2 separate regions of the Mus musculus genome follow, and region 2 is linked to region 1. The links are chromatin contacts, found by POLR2A ChIA-PET in ENCODE. All regions are on one chromosome and are shown on one strand. The core of a region is the stretch at or near the end of the contact, and the rest is flanking DNA. Distances in the headings are between cores, read along the strand shown.

Region 1 (6,634 bases), core at 1,740-4,239:
TTACCACAGAGGCTAGAGGACGGCTTAGTGGTTAAGTGCTGCTCTCATGGAGGGCCAGAGTCTGGTTCCCAGGACCCTCACCGATGGCTCACAACTGCCCATAGTTCCAACTGCAGGGGATCTGATGCCCTCTTCTGCCTACATAACTTAAAAATCAAAATGCCTTAGAATTATTTACCATTCTTCTGAAGCCTTAAAAACATTTCACACACACATACTCACACACACTCACACACACACACACACACACATTGTTTTGTTTTGTTTTGTTTTGAAACAGAGTTTCTCTGTGTAGCCCTGGCTGTCCTGGAACTCACTCTGTAGACCAGGCTGGTCTTGCACTCAGAAAGAAATCCACCTGCCTCTGCCTCCCAAGTGCTGGGACTAAAGGTGTGTGCCACCACTGCCCTGCACATTTCACATTTCACATTTGTTAACTGGGCATGGTAGCACATGCCTGTAGTCCCAGCTGGTGGGAGGTAGGGATGGGACCATGAGGAGTTCAAAGGTCATCCTTGGGTACACAAAGAGTACACCAGCAGCCTGGGCTACAGGAGACCCTGTCTTAACCCACCCTGTCCCCACTGCCAAGAAAGTATTGTTATATGGTAGATAAAACTTTATTACAGTTATACCCAGACAAGATCTGAGTGTTTGTTGAGACTAAGTGTCTACAGATGGAAGCGGGATTTGCTTCTACTTTGGTTTTCTTCTCAAATCCCACAAGGATGGCACTGACCAGAAGCAGGGGACTGGACAAATGGGCCTGTGTGAGCACAAAGATTGGGCCCTCACAGGCATACAGGAACACAGATGTTCTGTTTTTTGTTAGAACTTTGTGCTTACTGGCCTGGAGGCTGGGAGCAGAGTTAGAGGTACCCAGGGTTCTTCCAGGGACTCAGGCACAGCTGTGGTATATAGGCAAGAGGGACGAGTCTGGCTTTCAGCCAGCAAGTCTGGGTTTGTGGATGGAAGCCTTGTTCCATGTCTGCCTTTTCTCCTGAAAACCACGCTTCTAATACTGAAGGGTGGTGTTCGGACAGGGCTGCGCAGAAAGGTAGTCAGCCAAGCTCCGGAGCTTTCAACCCTCAGCAGGAAGAGCGTAGCTAACCCAGCCTCTCTGTGTTTTCCAAAGCAGGAACCAGAAGTCAGGGAGGTTTGGTCAAATGCCTTGACCAAAATTATACAACAGAAAATGATTAGGGGAAAACTTAACAGGTGACTTCCTCCAGCCACGATGTTCCTCAGCACCGAGCTACCATTCTCTCAGACCCACACTAGAGGCTTCCAGCTGGCTGGTGGTTTCTCTCCTCCCTGTTCATCTGTCAGGCCTCAGGCCCTTGGCAAATATTGTCACTAGTCTGAGTCTCCAGGTAGGGCAGGCACCCCTCCCAGCTCACCTGAGCAGGATCTCTCTCTGCCCAGCAACCTCCCAGCAGCCTAGGATCCCAGCAACTGCCCCCTAAGCACTGAAACCCAAACACAGCAGAGCTGCTGACTATCTCCAGACAGCAACTGGCAGTGCCCGGGATCAACCTAGGGGGTCTGACTGTGACTTTGGAGGGGTGGGGGTGGGGCTGGCCAAGACAGCCATGTTGATAGTGACAGCACCCACCTTGACAACCTAGGTTCCTGGTACACCCAATACCCTGGGCCCGAGCACACTTAGAGCCCTTCAAATACCCCAAATATCCCTAAAGGGGATGTCACCAGACAGAGCTGTGTTCAAATCTCACTTTCCACTCTTACCTCCTGGATAATCAAAGTCACTTAAGAGCTATGCCTCAGTTTTCTCATCTGTAAAGAAGGGTGATCGTAACAAGGCCCACCCCATGGGTATAGACTCCATGAGGAGGGAGAGAAAGTTGGGACCCAGAAGGCCTGTGACTGAGCCAGGGTCCCCAGGAGGCAGCGGGGCGCGGGCTGCAGGCTGCGCAGCGGCTGGAGCCGCAGTGCGGTCCCGGGGCTCCTCCTAGGAGGCCCCCGCAGCGTTCGCCCTGCACGGCCCGCGCCCCGAGGCGGCCTCCGCCACTCACCCCGCCGGCAGGTCGCCCGGGCCGCTGGCCGTGGTCATCGCTGCGCGCGCCGGACGCCAGGCGCAGCCCAGGTGCTGCGGCCGGATCCCAGCGACGCGGCGGCCGGGGAGGGGCGCGCCGGGGGGCGGGGAAGGCGACGGGGCCGGGCCGGTCTCGGGCTGCCCACCCGCGCAGTGGGACCATGGCCGCGCCCGCGCAGCGCAGCGCCCGCCCCTGGCGCTGGCCAGGTGGGACCCGGGCGCTCAAGGTCGGCACAGCCTGGCCTTGGAGCATCGGCGCAGACATGGACCGGAGCTGCCAACACCTCCACCCACTCGGGCTGGGAAATTCTCCACCTTCCCTAGGCCTCAGCTCCCGGCCCCACACCTGAGATCTCGCGGTCCAGCCTCACTGCCGGGCCATGTTAGCGGAGAAAGCCTAGCTTCTGCAGACAGGCGTGGACATTCATTCTAACCGCTTGCCCAAACGGGGCCAGTGTTTTGCAAGAGACCAGAAGGCGGGAAAGCGGGCGGGTTAGCACGCACCGCTAGCAGGCAGCTCACACTCTCCTTCTCAAACAATCCCTAAAATTGCCATTTTTTTTTTTTTCAGATGCGAAAACTCGAGCGGTTGAGTTCATGTGACCTGTGTAGAGCCACTCTACAGTAAGTGGCCAGCAGGAACTGCAACTTAGCCCTCCTAACTCCAAAGCTCACACTCAGCCCCTTCTCCCTTTGGCCCCCTCCTCTCTCACTTCCAGAGTGAGTGGTCCATCCCCCAGATGCCCACTTTGCACTTAGACCTGAGACAGGTTCCGAAGAAGCCCACATGATCTTCTAGCAGAGAGCCCTGGCCCATTAAGAGTTAACCGGCCACTACCTCTGGGCCCCAGATGCTCTGGTGACTCATCATAACACGTGGCTGCCATTAGATTAGAGCTGTCCCTTTAGAAAGGCAAGGGACAGGAGGAGGGATTGGCCCTGAGCTCCAGGATGTCAGAAGAGGAAGCAAAAAAGAGCAGCCTGCAAATGCAGCCATGGTGGGAAGGACTTGGATCAGATCCCAGAGGAGCCAGGCAACTTGAGTTTAGGAATAGGGAGAAATGTCTGGGGGATTGCTGCTCTCATCAAGATAACTGCCTGGAAAGACTGTGAGTTGTTTGTTGTTCTTTTTAAAAATATTTTTATGTGTATTAGAGTTTTGCCTGCAGCTATGCCAGAGTGAAAGTGACACATCCCCTGGAGCTGGAGTTACAGACATTGTGAGGCGCCATGTAGGTGCTGGGAATTGAACCTCTGTCCTCTGGAAGAGCAGCCAATGCTCTTGACTGCTGAGCTATTTCCCAGGATGTCCTTATGCTGCTCTGTGTGAGCAGAGGCCAGGCACTGCTATGTGGAAACTATCCCAACTTTGGTAGCCTCACATATGGGCTTGAAAAGACGATGATGGGAACCTGACCACAACAGCATGTACCAGCAACCATTATTTAAGGAACCCAGACGAGGGTGAGTATGTTGGGGAAGGGGGAAGGGGGGGGGAAGGGTCTGTCCGGAGCAGATGGGAGCTGAGCCTTGAGAAGTGCGTTAATGAAGCTGGGAGCAGGTGTGCTCCATGAGGGACCAATATAGACAAAGGCACAGGAGTGGGTAAGGGCACACTGATGAATGCTGGGGTCTGTGGTTCTGAAGAGAACAGTGTAGAGACGAGTGAGTCCTAGGTGATGAGGCTGAAGCCTGTCGCACGCCCCACACAGTCATGTCCTCGGGCATTTGTACATGCTGTTTCTTTTGCCTAGGACACACACTCCTTCCTGGTCACATAATTCATCCATGGAACCAGGGATGGAGCCAACAGCTTATCACTGAAAGGTCTCTCTTCAAAAGAAAAAACAGTCCTTCACAACACTACACACTTGTAACACGTGGGAGGTAGAGGCAGAAGGTGCAGGAGCTCAAAGTTATCCTTAGCTAAGGCTAAGGGCTTCCAGGCTAGCTAGGCTATATGAGAAATGGACAGACAGGGACTGGAGAGATGACTCAGTGGTTAAGAGCACTGGCTGCTCTTACAAAGGTCCTGAGTTCAAATTGCAGCAACCACATGGTGGCTCACAACCACCCGTAATGAGATCTGATGCCCCCTTCTGGTGCTGTCTGAAGACAGCTACAGTGTACTTAGGTATAATAATAAATAAATCTCTGGGCCAGAGTGAGCAGGGCCAACCGGAGCTAGCGGGGCCAATTGGAGTGAGCAGAGGTCCTAAATTCAATACTCAACAACCACATGAAGGCTCACAACCATCTGTACAGCTACAGTGTACTCACATACATAAAATAAATAAATAAATAAATAAATCCTTTAAAAAAAGAAATGGACAGACAGCATGAAAGGTAGCACGGGGGATAGGTAGACACAACAGATTGCTAAAGTAAAAAAATTCAGGGCCTTGTTGGAATGACAGAAGAGGCCAGGTAAGTGGTCCTGAAGCAACTAAGCTCCATTAGTTCTGATTCTACTTAGCCTGGCTAAAAAAAATTCTATTTTTATTAAGAACTTGTATCAGTTCAGATGTCACCTCTCCCAGGAAGTTCCTGGCTGGGTCCCAGACTCTCATCTCTTGCCTCCAGTGAGCAGCCCTAACTCCTGTGGGTGACACTGTGTATGACACGGGGAAGGAGCAGGAAGAGATGCCTGTACGTGACTCTCGTGGACATCTCTCAAGGTACGGTAAAGTCTGATCGTCACTGTGTTTCTGCCTATGGATGGCTGACAGTGAACACTGGCTTCAGGGAGGTCCCAGCTCCCTCTGAGGGAGTCAGCTTAGCAATGGCTGACTCATGTCAAAGGCCACTTACAAGCCACGCATGCTTGTAATCTTGGCCAACCTTCATTTTTAACTGCTCTGTGAAGCTCAGTTTCTGCAGAGGGAAATGGAAATAACCCTACCTACTTCCCTGTGAGCAGCAAGAGTTCGTGCACATGGAGACGGAGACGGAGAGGCCTGGCATGCAGCACAGCGGTACTGCTGGTGCCTGGAGATGGACTCTGCACTTCTCCCCATTTTACAGATGAGAACAGTTGAGCAAGGTCAGCAGCAGAGTCAGAACTCTTCCCCCATCACCACAGTGGTCCTCAAGCTGGAGCCAGACATCCAGTGAGTAAATGGGGAGTCCCCAAGGCTGGTCCAGGTCCTCAAGAGTTCTGGCCCAGCTTCGGCTCATTATTGCTTCTTCCTCCCAGCCCAGGTGACCCAGCTTGGATCATGTGCTTAGGGCCATGTTGAGCCAACAACTGAGCCTGAGGATTACCTTCCCAAGTCTCAGTCCCTTCCTCACCAGTCGGGACACTTGTCATGCCTGCGAGATGTCAGACCTGCCTTCCTTCCTCATTTCCTCCACAACCCACAAGAACACAGCCAGGACCCCTAGGCTTCTCCACTTCAGGACCACTACACACTATTCACACCATCCTTCAGGACCACTACACACTATTCACACCATCCTTCAGGACCACTACACACTATTCACACTGTACGTCAGGACCACTACACACTATTCACACCATCCTTCAGGACCACTACACACTATTCACATTGTACTTCAGGACCACTACACACTATTCATACCATCCTTCAGGACCACTACACACTATTCACATTGTACTTCAGGACCACTACACACTATTCACACCATCCTTCAGGACCACTACACACTATTCACATTGTGCTTCAGGACCACTACACACTATTCACACTGTACTTCAGATCCACTATACACTATTCACACCATCCTTCAGGACCACTATACACTATTCACACTGTACTTCAGGACCACTATACACTATTCACACTGTACTTCAGATCCACTATACACTATTCACACCATCCTTCAGGACCACTACACACTATTCACACTATCCTTCAGGACCACTATACACTATTCACACTGTACTTCAGGACCACTACACACTATTCACACCATCCTTCAGGACTACTACACACTATTCACACCATCCTTCAGGATCACTATATGTGGCCTGTTGTACCATGTGATCTCGATCTCACTGCATGGCTAGGAGAACCTCCGCGCACTTCTCTCATCTGTGCTTTCTCAGCTAGAGAGGTCTCAGAAGATACTGTGAGCAAAACCTCCTCAGTATGCCCTAGAAAGTCTATAGTGGCACTACCTCCCATCCTACAGCTGAGAAAACTGAGGTTTGGATCATGGTCTAGTCATAGCTGAAACCCAAGGCTTGATTCCTTATCCTACAGAACACATTTTTTTGAATTTTAAATATTATAGTGTGTGTGTGTGTATGTGTGTGTGTGTGTGTGTGCTCACATATTCATGTGGAGGTCAGAGGACAACTTTTGTCCTCTTCCACCATAGAGCACAGCTTTGACCTGTAAGCTGCCACTCCTATGTGGGGTTATATAACTGAATATGAGGGTTGCAACATTTTTGGCAACAATAAAAGGCTTCCGAATGCATAACAACCAAATAGATTAAAGATCAAATCTGCCTTGAATCTAAGGTGTTTCTGGCAGTACTTGGCCATGTGCACCACGTGACTGCACTGCTGCTCTGACTCTGAACAAACAAAAGACAAAGTTAAATGAGAGG
Region 2 (6,634 bases), core at 2,327-4,826, 70 kb before region 1:
ACATGTTAAATTTATAGCAGTTCTGTCTCCCGAGTGCTGGGATTATAGCCATGATTACTACACTAGCCTTCCAACTCCGTTTTTATATTTTCATTCTTATGTTTCCTGTTGTCTCTTCCTTTTTCCTTCCCATCCATCCTCCTCCTTTTCTTGTGTGTGTGTGTGTGTGTGTGTGTGTGTGTGTGTGTGTGTGTGGTGTAGCATGTGAGTGCTGTCTGTGCATGCCACAGTGAGTTTGCTGAAGTCAGAGGACAAGTTTCAGGAATCCATTCTTGCTTTCCATTTCATTGAGGCTGGTCCCTCCGTGTCCTGCTGCCGTGCATGTACCCCAGCTAGCTAGCCCACTAGCTTCCTTGAGGCTGTCCTGCCTCTGCCTCTTATCTCACAGTAGGACTACTGGGATTATAAATTCCAAACACCGAATCTGGCTTTTACTTGGATTCCAGAACCAGAACCTGTGTTGTCAGGCTTGCAGTTAGCATTTTACCCAAGCAGCCATTTCCCAGCTTCCCCTCTCCCTACTTTCCAAGACTGGGGAGCCTTATGTAGCCAAGGCTTGCCTTGAGCTCATTCCAGACCTGAATATCAGGATTTAGGTGTGCACCACTATACCTGGCTTGTTTCCTTTTCCTTTTTCTGTAGGTGCTGTTCCAAAATCTCTCTGTGGTAATTTACAAAGTAACTAATGCCTGTCTAGAATTTCTGCCAAAAGAGAGTGACTAATATTTTAGTATTGAAGTGGCAGTAGGCTAAAGAAACATACCACAGTTCTCTCATCAGGCAGATGGGTCTAAAAGTGTACATTTATGAAAAAGTGATTATATCTTTAGATATCATTTATGATATATATGAAACATGTATGAACTTGTAGGAACAAGGTAAGAAAAATATAAAAGAAAAAGACAGGTAGTGGTGCTTCACTTAAATTCCAGCACTCAGGAGGCAGACAGAGGCAGGTGGATCTCTGTGAGTTCAAGGACAGCCTGGTCTACAGAGTGAGTTTTAGGACAGTCAGGGCTATACAGAGAAACCCTGTCTCTAAAAACCAAAACAAAAAAAGAATAAAGACAGAGTGCTAGATATAGGAGTTCACTCCTGTAATCCCAGCATTTGGGAGGCTAAATGGCGTGGTAATGTGGAACTCCAGGCTCTCCTGGGCTTCTTTCTTAATGGAACTGTCTTTGTTCTGGGAGGAGATATTGAGGAAGGGCTCTCATGTAGTCCAGACTGGCCTGGAATTCATTCTGTATGGGAAAATGATTTCTAACTCCTGATCTTCCTACTTCTACCTTCCAAGTGCTGGAATAATAGATTTGTATCTCTGTGCCCAGCTCAAGGTTCTGTTTTGAAACACATTGGTTGGAGAAAGGGTGTGGTGGCACATACCTTTAGTCCTAGCATTTTAGAGACAGACAGGTAGACCTCTGAGTTTGAGGCTAGTCTGGTCTACGTAGGGAGTTCCAGGACAGCCAGAGCTATATAGTGAGATGCTATTTCAAAAAAAAAATTTTTTTGTTTGATTGAATATAGACTTTTTTTGAGGCAGAATTGTTTGTTTGCTTGTTAAGTAACATTGGCTAGCCTTGAACTAGACATGTTCCTGTCTTGGCTCTAAATGCTTGAATTACAGGCATTCAACAACACCCTTCTCTCTTTCTCTCTTCTCTCTCTCTCTCTCTCTCTCTCTCTCTCTCTCTCTCTCTTTCTTTTTTTGGTTTTCAGGACAGGGTTTCTTTGCTTAGTCTTGGCTGTTCTGGAACTTGTATTACAGACCAGACTGGCCTCGAACTCTCAGAGATCTGCCTGCTTTTTGCTTCCAGAGTGCTGAGATTAAAGGCATGCCTAGTTAAGACCCCCTGCTTTGAACATAGAGTTTGACCTCACTTTGATAGTGATTTTGTGGAATTGGGATTTAAAGGGAAAATGTTTGGGATTTACTCATTAAACACAGTAGTATCTATCAAAAATCCCTTCTGACCCTCACCCAAACGAAATAAACAGAGTTTTCTACAAACATCAGGGGAGGGGACCCTCTAAGACTTTGTTTGTTGTTGCAGGTAAACCCAGGATCTTTCAAGAAAAAAGTCAGGTTTTATGAATCAGTCGCTCTAACATAGGGCCTGTAAATAACAATAAATCAGTCAATGGTGAATAAAACTGGAGATCAAAGTCAACTTCTTGCCTTCTTGATTAAAAAAAAATGGCTGTGGAGAACACTCTCTTCTTGTTCTTCCCTTTGCATATGCTGTTTGAGCATTTGTTCATTCAGCCAAGGAAAGACTCTACTACCTTAGGCAACATGCCAGGCCTTACACAGGGAAGGGACAGAGAACTCAGCTTGATCAACCTGACAGAAAGGCCCTGACTGGGAACTCTGAGTAGGTGACTAACCCAGACTGGAGAAGCAGAAAAAGATTTTCAAGGGAAATGAAATGGAGTCCACGAAGGACTGGTGAGGATAATGATTAGCCCAGCGAGAGGTAAGAGGTCAGGAATACTGTCTGTCTGTGGAAATCTCAGCCAGCGAGAACAGTCTTTGAGAGGACTAGAAGCACTTTGGCCATTTTGGGATTTAGAATTTATAAAAGAGGGGCAGTATTTTGAATGAGATTAGAGATTTCTTCTTTCCGTTTTTTTTTTTTTTCCCGTTTCGTTTTGTTTTGTTTTTCGAGACAGGGTTTCTATGTGTATCCCTGGCTGTCCTGGAACTCACTCTGTAGACCAGGCTAGCCTCGAACTCAGAAATCTGCCTGCCTCTGCCTCCCAAGTGCTGGGATTAAAGGTGTGCGCCACTACTGCTCGGCAAGAGATTTCTTAAGATTATTCTGTGGGTAGTATTGGGAAGGCATATATATATATATGCCTTCCCAATACATATATATATATCCTCAATCATTCAAAGGGTATGGAGGTAGGGGACAATGATGAACACAGAGAGACTGAGAATCAACGGCAAATGTTAGTTTGAGAGGCTTGAATTAGGGAGGTGGGATTGGGAAGAAATGGGCAATCCGATAATCTCATGGCTGTGATGTTGGGAGGGTAGGGCGTGTTCATCACATGAGTTTGGACTTTATTCTTAAAGGATAAAGGAGAAGGAAGCTAAACACCTCAGCTATCTGCCTGGTCCATTCAGATCCGTGCTTACAGACATCAACCCGGCAGACAGCGTGAACAGTCTGAGGACACCGCGCAGGTAAGGTAAGGTAAGTCCGCAAGCTGGCTGCAGCCGGGACATACAGGGGGCGCCGGAGGCAGATGGTCGGGAGACCAACAGCCACACAGCCTGGACCTTAAACTCAGAGCCCAGCCACGCAGTCCAGGAGTCGGACGCGCGCGCCCGGGGCGGGGCCGGAGCACGCACGGCGGCATGACGTAGGCCTGGCCAGCCTCGTTCTGGCCACCGCCGCCGCGCCGAGGCGGAGTAGGATGAGGCCCCGGGCCGCGGCTCCAGCGTCGGCAGGGGCAACAGCAGCTGAGGCAGCAGCTGAGGCAACCGAGACGGCCGCGCCCCCCCCTCCTGACCTGGATTAGGCCCAGCAGCCCGTGGCCGCCGCCGCCCCGCGGGGGGCGGGGTGGGGAAGCGCTCAGTCTTCCCGCCCCCGCCCCCCTCAGGTTCCAGACGCGACCCCGGCGCAGCCCGCGGCCTAGCCTCGCGCCCCCTGTCCCGGGGGCTGGCATGAGCGGCCCCTCGGTGGCGCCGGGGCGCGGGGGAGCCGCCGCCTGAGCCCCGGGCCTGCCGCCTTGGACCCCGCGGCGCCGAGCGAGCTCACCGCCGAGCGTGCGAGAGACCGGGTCACAGCTTTCTTCCTCCCGCAGATCTCAAGCATACACCCCAGCCCCGGAAGATGGGGAACTGCCTCAAATCCCCGACTTCGGATGACATCTCCCTGCTTCACGAGTCTCAGTCCGACCGGGCTAGCTTTGGCGAGGGGACGGAGCCAGATCAGGAGCCGCCGCCGCCATATCAGGTAGGGAGGGTGTGTGTCGGCGTGCGAGAGGAGGCGGCTCGGGCCCTCTGCCCTTGGCCTCCACGGCCTAGACCGGGGGTGGGTGGGGGGGGGGTGGCGTTGACCCCTTCAGGGCTGGCCTTGAGGGTGTCTGCTGCCCGGTTCCCAAATGGAAAAGGGTCCTTCTGGGCATCCCCTTGGGCACGGGTTGAGGACGGTCTTCTGTCCTTGAGTTCAGGAATCGAGTGTGTGATCTTATCCCCTTCGGTGCCTAGTAGTTTAGCTTGTGGAGTTGAGGATGACATGGTTTTCCTGCCTTTATGTCTGAGTTGTGTGATTTCCTCATCAGACTGCCAAGAGGATTACGGGTTTTGCGTAGCTTGTCACCCCCTCCCCCCTTATATTTGTGTTTTCGTTTATGATCCTCCCCACTCTTTTGTTAATTGGCTCTGGTAGAATGTCTTTTTTACCATCTACTTGGGAGGTAGAATTCCAAGTGGCGATTTTGGCCTCAGCTTCATAAAGAGTTACTTGTTTATATATACATATGTGGTAATTTTAAGCTCCACCCCTGTGACACATCTTTTAAATAAGTTGGCTTAATTAAAATTTGATTATCTTGAACTTGAGAGACCTTTCAACCTGACTTGGGAAATGCCATCTGTTACTTAAAGTCCTCTTTATCAAAGACTCCTGAATGGGTCTTTCTAAATGATACATTGAGTAAACTTCTCAGGTGGGCTTTAATACAGTTCTTTAATATTTTCCTGAAGAGAGTTTAGTTTTCTAACTGTGCAGTCTCCTTTGATTTTATGTGGTGACATCATTATCTAGTGTAGTGTTTTCTCAATCCTGTGTAAACCAGTTTCTCATCACGTGGCAAAAAATTGATCATATGAGCTGATTTTCTGACCCCCTCATGTTAGTCAAGTCCCATCTTTACGATAGCCTGGCAAAAGCCTCTATTTTAACCAAACCAGGCTGTTGATAGTTTTGTCTTTGCTCCAGGTGATCTTTATGCTAAGAGCCCTTCCCCCAAGGTTGCCCAGGTGAACATTTAATCCTCTTTAAGGACTCAGCTCAAGTATCTAAAGTACTGACATTACCCACCCTTCTTCCCCGAATTCCTGGATACGTCCCCCATGTACCTTCTACACTTACAAGCAGTACCAGACCTAAAATAATTTAGTGCAGTATCTTTGTTTAGGTAGTTGTGTGTCTCACCCTTGACATATGTGTTCTCCTCCCCTTGTACAAGCTGAATTTGGGACAGTTTCCAGGTGCTTTTATACTCTAGCATCTGACTCATAGTAGATACTCAATAACTGAGATAAATGAAGAATAGAAGCTTTGTCGTCAATATTTCATGCAATTTCTGTCCTATAAAAATTAAGTATTGGCTATATTTATGTGGCCCATTTCTCCCAACATATTTAAATTGCTTCAGGAGCAATACCTAATACTAAATGGAATATGAATATTATCCATAATCAGTAACAGGAATTAAACTGAGAACCCTATGCATTCTAGCAAAACACCACTATAGAACTATAACTCTGCTGTTTAAAAAAAAAAAAAAAAAAAAAACTTATTGTTAGACAGTGACTCAGGAAGTTGACCAGACAGACAAACATTCTGTCCTCCTGCCTCAGCCTCCAGAGTTGGGCCCATTTTTCAGGCTATCTTAACTGTTTTCCTCTCCACTGGATAGCTCCTCTAGAATGAATTTATGTAGGTGACATGAGCAAACTTCTCCCCCAAATCTATGTTCCTTAGCCTCTTTCTAGGAAAATTGGATATCTGACTTGCTGCTTTCTGTTATTCTTACCGTAATTTTAGAGTTATGGGAACTATATTTTTGTCCTTTCCAAAAGGACTAGATCATAATGATGGCTTTTGGTATTTTACCAGTACTTTTTTGGAATGTTATTTTTGACAATGGAAATTGTATTGTGGTTGCCTTTTCCTGAAATGAATGACCCAAATACTGATATGCAAAATTACTATGAATTGCAAGAAAATAGTTACTTTAAAATATGAGACCATAAAAAGAAATATTTAGCTTTGCATGGTGGCTCATATCTGTCATCTTAGTACTTGGAAGGCTGAGTCAGGAGGATTGCTGACATTTGGAGGTCAGTGCTACATACTGAGTTCAGTGCTGGTCTCGGCTATAGAATGAGACCCTATCGAGTTTTTAAAAGAAACCTGTAAATATAATAACATCCCCCTCAAGTCTCTAATATATTACTAATATTTGTTTTACATGATTTGAGAAAGCACCAGTCCATAGTAAATGATTTATAATATTTGGGCTTTTAAAAGGAAATAGTACGTAATGAATATAAAAGCTACAGTAGTATTGATTTGCTTCTGTAAAGAATAGGTGGTGGTACACACCTTTAGTCCCAGCACTCAGGAGGCAGAGGCAGGTAGATCTCTGAGTTTGAGGCCAGCTTGATCTACAGATCAGTTCCAGGATATTAAGACTACACAGAAATAAACAAAACAAAAACCAGGCTGGGCCTGGTACATCAGCTTTCATTGCAGCATTAGGGAGGTGGAGGAAGGGTGGAAGTGGTGGATACTGAGTTCCAGACCAGCCTAGTTGACATGTTGGGTTCCAGGCCAGCCAGGGATAAACAGTGAGACCTTGTCTCAAAAAAGGAACAAAACAAAGAATA

The links. ChIA-PET counts read pairs that join two places held with the same protein, here RNA polymerase II (POLR2A).
Region 2: POLR2A ChIA-PET joins it to region 1 with 11 read pairs in Patski. The contact joins the promoter of Rnf11 here to the promoter of Ttc39aos1 in region 1. POLR2A ChIA-PET finds 5 or more read pairs at or near these places in 2 of 5 experiments (Patski and embryonic stem cell).

What each region holds. Positions count from the first base shown.
Region 1 is chr4:109,402,612-109,409,245 of GRCm38, reverse strand. It overlaps Ttc39aos1 (Ttc39a opposite strand RNA 1), which reads left to right and starts at 2,989. Exons shown (of 4, transcript NR_131195.1): 1 at 2,989-3,520; 2 at 4,640-4,734; 3 at 4,977-5,166; 4 at 5,253-6,634. It overlaps Ttc39a (tetratricopeptide repeat domain 39A), which reads right to left and starts at 2,146. Exons shown (of 18, transcript NM_153392.2): 1 at 2,037-2,146. The coding sequence starts at 2,074.
Region 2 is chr4:109,473,447-109,480,080 of GRCm38, reverse strand. Rnf11 (ring finger protein 11) reads left to right here and starts at 3,576. Exons shown (of 3, transcript NM_013876.3): 1 at 3,576-3,971. The coding sequence starts at 3,849.